Regions from separate parts of the Homo sapiens genome. Here region 2 is linked to region 1. Evidence: chromatin contacts called from ENCODE Hi-C or POLR2A ChIA-PET data. All regions are on one chromosome and are shown on one strand. Each heading gives the region's core, a stretch centred on a gene start or an enhancer-like site at or near the end of the contact. The rest is flanking DNA. Distances are from core to core; before and after follow the strand shown.

The links. Hi-C counts contacts between places; a loop is a spot of excess contacts on that map. ChIA-PET counts read pairs that join two places held with the same protein, here RNA polymerase II (POLR2A). Pooled maps may share reads with other maps.
Region 2: a loop to region 1 is called in a map of PC-3, with 3 times the contacts of the local background. The contact joins the promoter of RIN2 here to the enhancer-like site in region 1. A Hi-C loop is called at or near these places in 7 of 168 maps with a recorded cell type or tissue (B cell, CD14-positive monocyte, Caco-2 and 4 more), 1 of 37 single-sample maps with no recorded cell type and 2 of 50 pooled maps. POLR2A ChIA-PET finds 5 or more read pairs at or near these places in 10 of 52 experiments (A549, A673, B cell and 7 more).

The regions. Positions count from the first base shown.
Region 1 is chr20:19,711,384-19,719,255 of GRCh38, reverse strand. It overlaps SLC24A3 (solute carrier family 24 member 3), which reads right to left. Exons shown (of 17, transcript NM_020689.4): 16 at 1,663-1,728. Among named protein-coding and RNA genes, the nearest start is that of RIN2, 43 kb to the left of the region's middle. RefSeq lists an enhancer at 7,453-7,872. Within about 2 kb of position 4,739, at least 2 of the 41 ENCODE cell types and tissues checked have a DNase peak (open chromatin) inside an H3K27ac peak, as active enhancers do; they include transverse colon, where a contact is called at or near this core.
Region 2 is chr20:19,756,996-19,764,867 of GRCh38, reverse strand. RIN2 (Ras and Rab interactor 2) reads right to left here and starts at 6,610. Exons shown (of 13, transcript NM_018993.4): 1 at 6,541-6,610. RefSeq lists an enhancer at 5,647-6,221.

The DNA.
Region 1 (7,872 bases), core at 3,490-5,989:
GTGAATGTCTGCCCACGGTCTCCAATCTCTCTCCTTTCATTCTCTATTAACTTATTCCACTTGACTCCACAGCACTACCCTCTCATTAGCACCAATGGTTTTGCATTGCTAACTCCCATGGCCAATGCTCAGGGCTCCTCTCCCTGACTCAGCCAATAGCTCCCTCCACCTGGAAAACCCTCCAGCAGGTGGCTTCCAGGACCCTGCACTCTCGTGGTTTTATTCCCGCATCTCCAAACTGTTCCTTCTCTGTTTCTTTTGGTGTTTCTTCCTTATCATCCTGACCTGTAAGCATCAGACTGCCTCAACACTGAGATCTTGGGGCTCTTCTCTCTTTTGTGTACACTCATTCCCTTGGAGATCTCTCCCAACTGCAGGGCTTTAAATACCATCTACACTATGGTGTCTCTAGACTGAACATTTCTCGTGAACTCAGACTTATATTTCCAATGGCTTTCTTGACCTCTTCCTTTGGATGTCAAACAGGCATTGCAAACTTAAGATGTTTAAAATTGCTTTTCCTCCCCCAAACCTGCCTCTCTTCAGCATTTTGGTAACCTCATTTTGACAGCCCAGTTAGTGGTTAGCCAGGTCTCCTGTAGATGGTATAACTATAGCATAGCCTAAAAAGATGCACCGTAGCTATGATTGTGCACCCTGGTGTCAGATGCTTGTTCCTCCATTCACTTGGTGTCAATAAAAAGGAGTCAATTAGCTCCTCTAGGCCTCAGTCGCTCATTTGTATAATAGGTTGATCTTAGTGAACCTCATGGGGGGCATGATGAGCTCCAAATGGGAAGATATGTATACAAAACATTAAGTACGGCGTGTGGCTATTACAAATATCACCACTCCAAGTCATAGCAGAACTGCAGGACCTCCTAAACCATAAGAGCATGAATGATGTCGATTTGCACTTTTGTATAAGGCAGTATTAGCTTTGGTGAAATCTTGACATTCAATTCACACCCTGATCCTGTAAACTACTTATTTTGCTTCCTGCCTGTCCTTCTGAATTCCCATTCTCTGGCATATTTATGCTAACAACATGCCAGGTGTAACTCAATGACTATTTCCTTGAATAATTAAGGAAAAAACATATTGTGTCTCAATGCTGCTTAATGCCAACAGCATATTTGTATGTTAATGGATGCTTCATGTGGATGAGTCCATGCGTTGGTGTGAACTTGTTCCAAACACAACAGTTGAGTTGGGAATATTAAAGTACGCAAGTGGGCGTAATGGCTGAGAGAGTGGAATGGCCTCAAAATGTACTGTCAATAAAATATATTTTTAGTTTCCAAGTATTAGTCAAATTCATGGATTCGTATGGGAACCTGGAACAATCAATGAATTGGAATCTACCTTTCCATGACTCATATTGCAGACAAAGTGGGATCTTCTCTTTGTGTTTGGGAAAATGGTTTGCTTTCTATGTAAGATAGGGCCATGCCTTTGAGAGGAAGGCTGGCTTCTTTCAGAAAGGGAGAAGGTGTTCTAGTGGGTTGCTAGGACTCACTTCTAGAAGAAAGAGCCAGGAGATGGGACAAGGAGGTTGCTTGTACCCAGTCACCAGGAGACCAAGCTCATCTGGTCTCCAAAGAAACCAAGGGGAGGAAAGAACAGGCAAACACAAGTACGAGGAGAGAGCTGCCAACCTACCGTGACAAAAACAGAGGCCAGGAGCAAGCCTACGGAGTAGATCAGCCCCCTGCTATTCAGCCGGATCTGTAAGAGAGGGTTAGAGTTAGGCTTCTGACAAGCTAGGCTTCCAAAGCAGAGTTAGGCTTTGGAAAAGGCATCTGCCTACGCAACTCTGAGTAGCAGTGATTCCACATCTCCCCTCTAGAATGAAAAAGCAACAGCTTCAGCAGCCAGCTCCACAGCTTATACTTGAGACGTGTGCTGTTCTGGAAACCCAAGGCTTGTCTTTGTCTTGTCCACTCTCAGTCCCATCCTGGCCTTACCCTCAATAGCAGGCCCCTGGCTGGAGTGCCCCACGGCCACCTGAACCCTCTATCTGGGACTGTGAGATTCTTGTGGCCCACAACACATCCCTGTCCACGTGTTCCTTTACCTCTGGGGAACTTTTACTTTCTCAAACCCGTACTGCTTTTAGGATGAATTTCATGACATGGGCAATGGAAAAATATGAATAAACTTTTCATCTCTTTTGCACCAAAATGTCTCTGTCCTTCCCCTAACTTGATGGGAAGAAGTGGAGGAGGGTTGCTGTTGTGAGCAAACAAAACAGAAGAAAAAGTTAAAATTCCATTTCTGATGTTAGTAAAGGGATTTTTGGAGGTTTGTTTTTTGCAGAATGGGGATAACAGCCAATGAAGAGAAAAAGAGAAGCATATTTGGAGTTCCTTCTTTTTTTTTGAGACAGGGTTTCACTCTGTTACCCAGGCTGGGGTGCAGTGGTGTGATCTTGGCTCACTATAGCCTCAACCTCCCAGCCACAAGTGATCCTCCCACCTCAGCCTCCTGAGGACTACAGGCACACACCATCACACCTGGCTGATTTTTGATTTTTTGTAGAGACTAGGTCTCACTACGTTGCCCGGGCTGGTCTTGAACTCCTGGAAGCAAGTGATCCTCCCAGCTCGGCCACCCAAAGTGCTCATTACAAGCAGCCCAACATGCTCTCAAAGTGGCTCATTACAAGCATGAGACACTGCACCCAGCCTTGGAGTTTCTATAGAATAGCACTGATGAGCAGAACTTTCTGTGGTGATGGAAAAGTTCTATATCTGTGCTCTCCAACATGGTAGCCATTAGGTACAGGTGGCTGTTGGGCATTTGAAATGTGTCTCATGCAACTGAAAAAAAAAGAAACAGTTTTAATCTCATCTTTAACCAAATTTACATTTAAAGAGCCACATGTGGTTGTGGCTATAATATCAAGCAGAGCAGGTAGAGAGTACTGGGGTGCTGACTTGGCTGACAAAGGCCAAATAGTTTCTTTCATGATGTAGAGAAGACACTGCTTCTGCCTTTGACCAAAGTCATGAGGCCGGCTGCCCCAAAATAGAAGAGATTCCTTAGAGCAGTGGTTCTCAGAGGGTGGTTTTGGGGCCAGCAGCGGCAGCAGCTCTCGGGAACTTGTTAGAAATGCAGGATCTCAGGCCCCACCCAGAACTCCTGAATCAGAAACCCTGGGGCAGGGCCCAAGAATCTGTGCTTTAACTCCAGGTGATTCTGATGCACAGGAAAGTTTAAGAACCACTGATTTAGAGAAAGCATAAAGCTCAGATCCACTTCTGTTCTCCAAGGGTTCTGTGGAAGGGATCTTGACATTCATTTTTCACATGTTTTCTTGGAAATGCTTGTGTGCATTCAGGTTTGAGGACTACAGACCCCAACCAATGTACACTCTCCTGCAGGGAGTGAAAAGCTTCTCTACGTTCTTGGGAAGGGAAAGTGAGGCTGGTTGATTTGTGCATTGTTTCTGTTAGACAACTAAGTGGTAATTATCGAGTAGGAGTGGTTCTGGGCCCTTCTGACAGGGTTTAAGGTACCTCTTGGCATGACTGCACCAGTTCACTACTGGAGTGTGCATATGGGAAGGAGTCTCCATAGGTGGGTGTGTCAGGTTTATTTTCTGACAGGACAGAAAATAGGGACACCATACGCCCTAAACAGCCAACCCTTTCTGTGAAGATGTGACTTAATGATGTCCTGTCACAGAGGGATTGAGCTGGACTCTTTCTCTCGTGACTTGCAATCCCTGTGAGTCAACCATTTGCTGGCCCCCAGCTGGAACATGCTTCCCTGCCACCAAATGCCTTCCCGAGAATAAAGGAAGACTCAAGTCATATCTCTGTGACACTAGAGCAATGGCTTAACCTGGTTAATTCAGTGTGGAAAAATGGCAGATCGGCCCCGTCGCAGTCCAGCTGGTGGCTTAACTTCATGCACACACTCAACCTGACTGCGGATAGACTTTCCTACTTTCATCAGCTGGGTTGGTATAAAGAGGCCAGCATACAAGACTGCATCGCAAATGGGTTGTACTGAAGATTTTCTTCCTCCAAATATTCTGTCCACACTGACTATGATAATCCCCTGTGTTCTGGTCAATGTTGAATGGGAGAGATGGGCTCCTCAGAGCAAGATGGCAACCCCTAGGAGAGAGGAAGAGGCTCTTGGAGCTATCCTCAGTCACCCTTGGGTAGATGTGAAACTGTAGATAAACACTCAGGAATCCTTTTGAGCTCTTAACTTTCAGCACTGCGCATACAGATATCTTCTAAGAGGGGCAATGCATTTCCAGCACAGCTTGCCCTCTGAGCTCCAGGGTCAAACCCTTGTCAGCAACAAGAACTTAGTAAAGTGATTTCATGCCCTTAAGAAACCAAGAGCCAGTGACAGCAAAGCTCCTAGCAGGAAAATTCCCTTTGGCCAAACATTTTCAAAAGGAATCCTGTTAAACCAAAGCTTTTGAACTTTACTCTTCCTATGTTCACATGAAATCTCGAAGAACAGTGTGGCTGAAATTCTAAATCTGGTTCCAGAGGCCAAAGGCAACTCACTCTTTTGTGGAGTTGCTGTGTTTTTAACTTCTCACCTTTTTCTCTATGGCCTTCCTTTGGTCATGAACTACTACACACACCCAGGGGTGTATTTTTGTGTTTTCATTGTTAGAGACCTGGGCTCTCAAAGCCTGTATTTACTCCTTGCTGTCTGACCCTTGTACTTCCACCAGGATGTGACAGGCAGGAATGAGGGCTCCTTCAGCTGCCTTCTGGCCCAGCTCAAACATCTCCCAGCTGCTGCAGCTATGGATGGTTTGGGGCAGGAGTCATTGCCATTGCCTCTTTTTGTTGTTTTTTTTTTTTTTTTTTTTTAGAGACTGGGTCTCATTGTGTTGTCCAGGCTGGAGTGCAGAGGTGAAATCATAGCTCACTGTAGCTTTGAACTCCTGTGCCCAAGTGATCCTCCTGCCTTAGCCTCCCAAGTAGCTGGGACTATAGGCACACACCACTATGCCTAGCTAATTTGTTGTTGTTGTTTGTAAAGATAGGATCTTGCTATGTTGCTCAGGCTGGTCTCAAACTCCTGGCCTCAAGCAATCCTCCAGCATTGGCCTCCCAAAGTGCTGGAATTACAAGCATGAGCCACGGCATCTGGCTCCAGCCTGTCTTTGTAAATAAAATTTTATTGGAACTCAGTTCATTCATTTATGTATCATCAATGGCTATTTTCACACGACAGCAGCTGAGCTGAGTGGTTTTGATGGAGACAGCATGATCCACAGGGCTTAAAATATTTCCTCTCTGGCCCCTTGTAGAAAATGTTTGCAACCCTCTGGTTTAAGGCATGGACTCCAGAGCTAACTTCCTGGGTTTTGAATCTCTTCTTGGTCATTCACTTGCTGTATCATCATGGATGGGTAACTGAACTTCTCTAAGCCTCAGTTTTTCAAAGTGTAAAATGGGGATAATACAGTTCCTGCTTTGTTGGTGCTTATGAGGTTGAACTGAATTAATCCACGTTAAAACTGTTGAACAGGGCCTGGTGTGTAATACCTTCTGAATAATTGGGGGCTGGGTCCACTTCCTTGCACCCGAGGCTGCTTCTTTTCTAAACCTATCACTGAACAATAGCTTACTAGATTACAGACACCGCAAGGGTAGGAACCACGTCTGACTTTACCCTCCACCTGGCAGAGGGCTGGGCACAGACCACGTGCTTAAAACGTAACTGATGAATGAATAAGGCATGTCCATGAAGTCTCATTTGGAATATGCATTATAAGGAGGCCAGTGTTCTGTGGGGCAGCAGGGACTGGTCAGAGTGAGGTTGGAAGCAGAGAGACCCCGGATGCCACTCCCTGGATAATGTTCCAGAAGCAATGTGGTCTCTGCCCAATGTACTCTCTCTCCCTTCCCCACTTTACTTAAATTATTTTGAGTCTATGTAGTGTTTTTAAACCCAGCATGCTGCTATGGAAGTTTTCAAGCATTCAGGAAAGTTGGAAGAATTATACCATCTTATTTTTTTAAGAGCAGGGCATGTCCACGTGTGCTTGTGGGAACTTCAAAGTAAACTGCAGAGACCAGGCCATTTCACCCCTCAGCACTCCTGCCTGCATCTCATTAAGTAGAGTTCATTCACAATTCATGGGTCTTTTATTCTTAGATGCCATTTTACATGGTAAAATTCCCACCACAAAATTGTACCATTCAACAGGTTCTGAGAAATGCATACACCCATGTAACTCAAACTCTACCATGGCTCAGAACACTTCTGTCATTCCAGAAAGTTCTCAGGTGCCCTTCTGTAAGCCTTGCCTGAGGCAGGCACTGCCCTGTTTCTCTACCACAAGGCAGTTCAGCCTGTCCTAGAGCTTCATAGCAATGGAATCCTGCAGCGTGTACTCTTTTATATCCGCATCATTTTTAAAGACTCCTTCAATGTTTTCATTGCATCAACAGCTCATTTATTTTTACAGCAGTGTAAATATGCCACGGTGTGTTTAATTATGCTCCTGTTGATGGACATCTGGGCCACTTCCAGTTTTGGGCTATTAATGTGTATTACTTTTATAATTCAAAAGCAAAATGAAAAGAGGCCTGTAGGGCTCCTCCTTCCTGACAGGCTAGCCATTAATGAAGATCGAGGAGGGCCAGGAGCTCTGCTAAGGACCTCATGTCACTGTCTCATATCCTAGCACCCCTTCTCTGTAGTCAGCACCTTAAGCACACTCCTGTGCCCTCTTTGAGACTTTCGGTCTAGCTAGGTGGGGGTCTCACCTCCTTCCCACCTCTACTCTGCCCATCCTGCCATAAGTCCTTTTGCCTCTTCCAAGTTCACTATTGTCCCTATGGTGCTGATGTCGTCCTGCTTGTGCTTGGGTTGGGGCATGTTCTTACCAGAACAGCAGGTCCAAATGCTCAGAGGGCAGATGCCTGGCTCGTGAGTTTTTCCTCACTCTAGCACCTAATTCCCTCACCCCTCCAGTCCCTGGCTCCACATACTGTATGTTTAAATGAGCATCTGGGCCAGGCGTGGTGACTTATGCCTGCAATTCTAGCACTTTGGGAAGGTGATGTAGGTGGGTTGCCTGAATCTAGGAGTTAAAGACCAGCCTGGGCAACATAGTGAGACCTCAACTCTACAAAAAATAAAAATAAAAATTAGCCAGTTCTGTTGGAGTGTCTCTATAGTCCCAGCTACTTGAAAGGGTGAGGTGGGAGGATCACTTGAGCTGGGAAGGTCGAGGCTACAGTGAGCTGTGATCCCACCACTGCACTCCAGCCTGGGTGGCAGAGCAAAACCCTACCCCAAACAAACAAACAAAATGAGCATCTGCGGCCAGGCGCGGTAGCTCACACCTGTAACCCTAGCACTTTGGGAGGCCAAAGCGGGCAGATCACGAGGTCAAGAGATCAAGACCATCCTGGCCAACATGGTGAAAACCTGTCTCTACTCAAAACACAAAAATTAGCTGGGCATGGCGATGCGTACCTGTAGTTCCAGCTACTTGGGAGGCTGAAGCAGGAGAATTGCTTGAACCTTGGAAGCGGAGGTTGCAGTGAGCTGAGATCAAGCCACTGCACTCCAGCCTGGCGACAGAGTGAAACTCTTGTCGAAAAAAAAAAAAGAAAAAAGCATCTGCTGGTGATTCTGAGCATGGGTGTGTGTGTTTGTGTGCATGTGTTTGCATGTGAGCATGCACGTGTGTGCGTTTGCCTGCATGTTTGCATGTTTGCATGCATGTGTGTGTTTGCCTGCATGTTTGCATGCACGTGTGTGCATTTGCCTGCATGTGTTTGCATTTGTGCATGTGTGTGTGTGCACGCGTTTGCCTGCATGTGTTTGCATGTGTGTGTGCATTTGCCTGTGTGTTTGCATGTGTGGATATGT
Region 2 (7,872 bases), core at 5,361-7,860, 44 kb before region 1:
TGGAGCTGGGGAAAGGCAGGTTTATTCACCAAATGATGCCAGACCTAGGGGAAAACTATGGGGAAAAAGGAATAAACTTTTGTTCCTACTCTATAAACCACCTGCCAAATGATCTCAAATGAATTTAAATAGTAATCTGAAAAACTGAAAGCATAAACATTAGAAGAAAATATAAAAGGCTAGGTAATTGATTGAGGAAGTGGAAAGGTTTTCTATGCAGAAGAGCCACTAAGGAAATTTTAAGAAAAAGCACAAACATTTGATGATGCAAAAGGTTAAAGATTTTGTATAACAAAATGTGTATCGCTGAAGCGATAAACATTTAGCACTTAAGCAAGGAAAGTCTGGATAGCAAGATGATGAGCGTTTAGGTTCCACGTCCCTTATCTGGACATGGGTGTGCTGAAGTCAGACACACCCAGGACTGCTAGGTCCTGCATAGACGAGGTGACTGGTCTCAGCACTCAACTTCCCCTGGTGTGGGATCCTGGCTGACTTTCCGAGACTCAAAGGTTTCCATGCACAGCTGCCCTCAGTTACCACACAGGACAGATGTCTGCTTCCATTCATGTTTTAAAAGTATTCTTGTAATCGAGCCATAGTTAAAATGCAATGGGGGAGTTCAGTATTTGGGAAAAATCGGTAACAATTTCTTTAATAACTAAAGTTCATCTAGCTAACTATTTAATCTAGCTTTTTTTAAATTTTGAATTCCTGATCTACCAAATAAAATCAGGTACATAAAAAACAAAAAGTCTCTTTATCCAATTTATTGGATTAACTTACTTAAAAAAAGACTTCACTCATTAAAAATACAAATGTTTCCAAATCTGATTTTTGAAATGACTCAAATTTTGAGAATTTTAAGCAAGTGGGGGGTTATGTATTAATACTCCATGTACTATCACTTGGCCAGATGGTATCATCAAATAAAAATGAGATATACACTCATAGTAGGAATTAGAACACCTCCCGAATCCGTTTCTCATTTGGATACTATAAAGTCCAGCAACGTCTTTTAAATCACTCTTAGGATGGTTTTTAAAACAAACCAGCATACCTTTATAACCATTCCTACATCAAACTGAATCAGGGGCTCTCAATCATGGAGCATCATTCAACGTTAGTAATGGAGGTTCTTACAACCAAAGCTTTTTGACCAGAATAAGACATCTCACACAGGCTGGAATACCCACAGCGTTAAAAAATTCAATTTTATTTTCTTAGACTCTTTCACAAAATGACTGTGTTTAAACTTTCACCTAACTATTAGTGAGTTTAAAAACAGTTTCTGCTACAAAAAACAGTGTCATTTAATCATTCATTCATTCATTCACTCATTCATTATGTGATTATGCTATTGAGTGGTTTTGCTAGCGGCTGTATTCACTTGTGTGGTTCTATTCACACTTTCAGCTGACATTCCACACTTCTCTGTGCTGATATACATATATATCTTATTTATTTATTTATTTATTTAGAGACAGAGTCTTGCTCTGTCACCCAGGCTGGAGTGCAATGGAGTGATCCTGGCTCACTGCAACCTCTGCCTCCCGGGTTCAGGGGATTCTCCTGCCTTAGCCTCTGAAGTAGCGAGGACTACAGGGGCCTGCCACCAGGCCCAGCTAATTTTTTTGGTATTTTTAGTAGAGACAGGGTTTCACCATGTTGGTCAGGCTGGCCTTGAACTCCTAACCTCAAGTGATCTGCCCACCTCAGCCTCCCATAGTGCTAGGATTACAGGCATGAGCCACTGCACCTGGCCAGGACTTTTAAACTCAACAGGTTAAAAATCACATTTAGGCCTGTGCATGGTGGCACACGCCTGTAATTGCTGCATTTTGGGAGGCCAAGGTGGGTGGATTACCCGAGGTCAGGAGTTCGAGACCAGCCTGGCCAACATCATGAAACCCCATCTCTACTAAAAATACAAAAAATTAGCCAGGTGTGGTGGCGGGCACCTGTAATCCCAGCTATTCAGGAGGCTGAGGCAGGAGAATCGCTTGACTCCGGGAGGTGGAGGTTGTAGTGAGCCGAGATCGCACCACTGCACTCCAGCCTGGGCAACAAGAGCGAAACTCTATCTCTAAATAAATAAATAAATAAATAAAATAAATCACATTCAGTGTTTCTTCCCTACCTTCTCCCTTGTTCGCACAGCACGATGACATGTGCATGCTCACACACACACTTGAACTCCACGGCTTGGCTAATGACCCATCAGCCTTCTAGTCATCTTCTTCAACTCCCCTTGTCACTCCCCATCCCGCCCCATCTGATAGGTCCATTTTTCTCAAAACACTCCTTCCCTTGACTTCTGTGACACCACCCTGTTTAATACATATCTCTAAATGAGAATTGTTACTTTTTGTGCTTTCGAAAAATCTACGAAACAAATCTTGAGATATATTTGCTCAGCATTGGAGACCTAGAAATGTCTGCAGATGAATGTTAAATTTGCACAGCTGTGCCTCTTTGATCACTTTCCGAAGGCTCCTCCACTAGCCCACAATTCTCCTTTGAGTCCCTGAAATTCTAACTCCAACTTCCTCACTTTGTCTCCTTAATTGCAATAAAGCCTCAATAGCTGAGGTTACTGGTCTGTGGAAGGTGCTCTAACAGTAGATTGAAGGCAAACTCTGATTTAAAAATACCTGATTTCAAACAATGGTTGCTTGTGAACGGGGGCTGCAGCTCCTATGAGGAGGGATTGCTGTTAGCAGGCTTCTGTTCCAGGTCTGAGACACCCAGAGAGTGACATTTACTTACTTTTCATAAGCAAATGTCCACACACACTTAGACACCCTAGAGAATTCACTTGGCCAGCACCCAAGGAGAGAGGAATGAGAGAACAGAAAATTCACTGAGCAGGTGTACTTTCTCACTCAATGGATGTAACTAGCCAAGATGAAATAGTGATCTCAGGACAAGAACCCTGAAGTTGCCACCCCATCTACAGAGCTGCGTTTGAGGGGATTCTCAGAGTTGGAAAGGCTGGTTGAAATCTGAAGGCTTCTGGGCAGCAAAAAGGCAGTGCTCTCCAGAGGCTGGGGTTCCCTCAGATCATATCTGATCAAACCCAAAGAACCTATTCATATTAATCGGATGCATGGAAGCTACTTGAGTTAATTGGATACACAGATCAACAATCCACTCTAAATTGACAAGGGTGGATTATTATGCTTTTCTAGTGTCCAGAATATACATTTTTACTATCCAAAATACCACATATTAGATGGAATCAACATTCCTTGGAAGTTGGCCTAGACATTATAAGATTTTGGGAGAACTAAACAATTCCCTAGGTGAATTCCTTGGAACACTGGATCCAGAAGATACTTCATGAGAAAGAGTGTTCTGTGGCCAAATAAAGTTGGCAAGCATCCCATACTATGGTGTCATTCTAAAGAGTCCCAATGTATGGTATAACAATAAAGACTCCTTAAAGTCCTGCCATAAAAAAACAGACAACATTAGCATTTCCCTAACATATTTTATCACTGTAACTCATTAGTGATTGTTTAGCAAAACTGCATCCTAAAACACAACTCGGTGAATCCTGCTCTGTACATACACTGCATGGAGTGTGCCTCTGGGCAGGTTCGCCTTTAGCAAGTCCACTGTGCTGCGGCAGAATGACAGACTAATTTTAGGCTTTCATTTCCTCACCTACAAAATGCAATGAATACTACTGTTGTGAGAAACGACTGAGATACTATTTGTAAATCCATTTTATAATGTGCTACAAAAATGTTACCTGCTTTCTTCAGAGGCATTACAGTCCTGAGGGTATACTTCTTGCTGTGCAACTTCTCAAAATGCCTTGACAAAGGGACACTTTTGTTCATTCATTCATTCAACACCCCCTCCTTGAGTGGTAGGTCTTAAGGGCTATGGCCTGGTTTTGGACCCTGGGAAGCTTACAGACAGTGGGCAAGTGAGGTCCACTGTATTGCTTTAAGAGATACATACACATACACACACACAAGGAATTCTGGTGGCAGTGAGGGGGTGTCTTACTGGGGAAAGGAGGACAGGGTCGGGGAAATCTTTCTTGCTGAAACTATTAGGATTCTTGAAGGTTCATTAGGTAGGTTGGATATACAAGGGGAATTGGGCACAAGGTCAAAGCACTATAATACAGAGAGTATGTGAAGAATGGGCCTCCCATTAATGGGTCACACGAGCATGGACCTCTCAGGGTAGCATACCCTGTGTTTCATCTGTGATACCTGATTCATCTGTGTCCTCCAAGCAGAGGAAGAGGGTTTAGCTAAGCAAGGAGGTTCTTTCTGGAAAGTGGAAGTCCTGAAGTGGGTAGTGACCCTTGACTTTGGATAAGGTGTATGGCAGGACACCTTGGGTGGGGATAAGAGTGCTGCTGCGAAGTTATCTTTAAATAAGCACACGCCATAGCCATCCTGGGAGTCAAGCTCCCTCCCACCTGCCCTACACTAGAGGTCAAGTGTGGGCTATTTCAGTTTCCTCCTCTGCTCTGATGAACTGTCTGCAGGAGAATGTTTCCAGACAAAGGTCTTGATAGCAGGTTGGTTTTCCCCGTGTCTCCAGCCTCCAACTACTGAGAGCAAGTCTCCAAACCCAAAAGCTCCTGTCAACAGCCTTCTTCCCAAGTTCCAAAAGCAAGGGCCCTTCACTGTCCCGGGACCCTACCCATCCCTAGCCTGTGATGCTCTCTCTGGAGGTGCCAAAGCACGGGAGTGCATGAGTATTCCAGAGGCAATATTGGAACCTGAGGCAAAAAGGAAAATTAGCACCTCTATATCCACTTATGACAATATCCTCCTACATTTGAATTAGGTAAAAAGTTAATAAAAGCTCTGCATTCAGTGAACGTGACTACATCTGAAGCCAGAGTTGCTCAATCTGTTGCATGCCACTGTCAACTCTCAAACCACCAGGCAAGGGAACAAACAAATGGGGAGGTGGGGGAGGGAGACTGGATATGACTGTTCCCATTGAACAATGAAGCAGGGTTCTTTTTTTTTAGACAGAGTTTCACTCTGTCACCCAGGCTGAGTGGAGTGGCACAATGTCGGCTTACTGCAACCTCTGCCCCCAGGTTCAAGTGATTCTCCCACCTCAGCCTCCCGAGTAGCTGGGACCACAGGCACATGCCTTCAGGCCCAGCTAATTTTTGTATTTTTAGTAGAGATGGGGTTTCACCCTGTTGGCCAGGCTGGTCTTGAACTCCTGACCTCAAGTGATCTGCCTGCCTTGGCCTCCCTAAGTGCTGGGATTACAGGCATAAGCCACTGCACCCGGCCTATGAAGCAGGGTTCTAACAACACCCACCTGTATTTAAAATGTTGATTTTTGCTTATCATGAATTTTTTACATTCAATTTGGTTTTGTTAAAAAGATTGTATTAAAATACTATTTATCTTAATGATGGAGTGCTGCCCTGTGTGTTTCTTTTTTCCCAGTAAGCCCTTTGCACTCCCAGCAAGTGTTTCTTTTTGCTTCAGTATTTACAGTCCTTTTGGTCGAAGAGTACTCTGATGTTTCCTTACCGATGACAGCGTGTTCCTAAGAAACCCCAATGTGCCCAAAACCGCGCAAGGAAGTGCCGCTACACTGCGGAATTAGGAAAGCCCCAGGGATTTAAGAGCTCTGAGAAGACAGGCGCCTCTCAGGGCCCAGGGGACCGATCTTGCCCTGTATTTCTTGGCAACATATCATAGGCTTTCAAGCTGAACTTCTGCAAATCCTGCTGTCCCCGCGCGGTCGAGGGGCGCGCCACCGCCGGTGGGTGGACGCCGAGCTGGTGGGAGCCCAGGCCAAGGGTGGAGGCCAAGCCCAGAAGGGGGCGGGGAGGCCTCAAAGTGGGAAAGTGGCCCCGTCCCTTCCCGGCAGGAATCCGGGGCTCCTCCTCCGCCCGCTGCGCAGCCATCAATCACCGCGACAGCCCAAGTGCCCCCTGCCCGGACACAACAACCCTCCTGCTTTTCCACCCGGGGGAGGAAATCTCCGGTCGGAGCATCTGCCCTGCACACTGGCTGGACTCACCAGTGGGGTCCGCGCTGGGGATCAAAGCTGTGCGACACCGGGTCTGACCCGCGCGCTCAGGCGCAGGGAGCACTTGACACCCCACAGGCAGCCCTGCAGGTAGAACTCCTCAAAGGTCCCTACCAAACTCCGTCCGGTGCACACGCACGCACACCCGCACCTCCGCACCTCGAGCCATAGTGCCTGCACCCTCCAGCTGTCCCTCACCCCAGCCCCGCACAGGTCAGCTGAGGACACCCGGTGACCCTGCCGGGACCAGCGGCCACCTCGCGCTCCGGAATGTCACTCTGCCCCTTGTCCCCACTCCCTGATCCCCCTTCCCCCTTCCGTTCCCCACGATCCCCGAGGACGCGCTCTGGCTGTCTTCCTCAAGTCCCCTCCGGAGTAGGGAGAGAGTGCGCACAGCAGCACCCACGTCTGGAACCCCAGAGAGCCCCGCCCGTGCCCGGAGCCTCTCCGGGCTCTCTAGGTGCGGGCACAGGGGGTGGGGTCTCCGCTGCCACCGCCCCTTACCTCTCGCGGGCCCTCCCCGCAGGTCCCGGAGGCGGGGGCGACCGGTGGCCCCAAAGACGAGCGCGGGGCTGGGTTTCCCCGCCCGGGAGGAGCAAGAGGAGGAGGAGGAAGAGGAGGAAGGGGGAGAAAGGAGGGGAGGGGAGGGGAGAGGAGAGGAAAGAGGAGGAGGGGAGGGAAGGGCTTTGTGTTTGCCTCGGGCCGTCCCTCGGCAGTAGGGAGCCATCCCCCTCCCCCAGCCACCTTCCTGAGCTCGCAGAGGAGATGGGGCGGGGGTGATCGGATCGGAGGCAGCGACCAAGGCGCCTGCGCGACCCCAGGTCCGGCCCATCCCTCCATTCCCTGTAACCGCCAGCCTCCGCCCCTCTTGACAACCACCCGCTACGCTTACCCTGTTACAAGGAACCCAGGCTGCAACCAGGAAAAACTGCCATCAGAAAGTTTATCTAAGCCGGAGCAAACTTGGCTGGACCGGCCCCTGACCCGCCTTGGCGCTGCCGCCCCTGTCTTCTGCGGTCCCCGGCCAGGCGAGGACCAGAGTTTTGTTCTCGGAGATTCTTGCCTTTCTTGTTTTAGCACAAACGCGCACGCACCCCTTTCCCATAACGAGCCCCTCCGCCCAACTACAGATCCCGGGATCTGTTGCAGGGGCTGGAAAGGCCCCACTCGAGAGGCCTGAGCTGGCTGCGGCTCTTGGTTCCGGGGCAGGTTCTCCAGGGTTGGATACGCTCTGGACGCCTGGGCGGGTTGTTTTGCTTCGGCCTCGCTGGCCAGGGGCCCGCCCACCCCGCCTGGAACGCGGTTTGGATCGGCGCTGGGAGCCCTCCGTAACCCCAGCTGAAGGCCGCGCAGGCAGGCGGGGACGCCGGAGCTGCGGGGCCGGTTCCCAGCCAGCATCCAGCCTTTTCGGAATCAGGCGGGTCCCTGGTGATTCGCTGGGTTTTCCCACTTCCCACGGGGACCTCACCTTTGGGAATTAATTGCTGACAGTGTTAGAGTTACAAAGTAGCCAGTGTCACGGAGGGAACCTCAAAGAGACAAAGGGACACCTCGAAGGTGTCAGAGAGACGGTTGTTTTGGACAGAAACAGAACAGCGAAGCGGAAAGAAAACAGACCTTATTTCTGTTCTGTTCCACTTCAGATAGTAGCAGAGGAGACTTGGATTTCATTGGTGTTGGTTTTCGTGATTCCTGCCTTCTAAAATCCCAAGACTTATTTATCATTTATCATCAGCTCAGATCCCAGGAAAACAGTCCACTGCACTTCGGTTTCTGCTCCAAGTCACCCATTAAATAAATAATTGAACACCTGCTGGTGCCAGGCGCAGTTCTAAT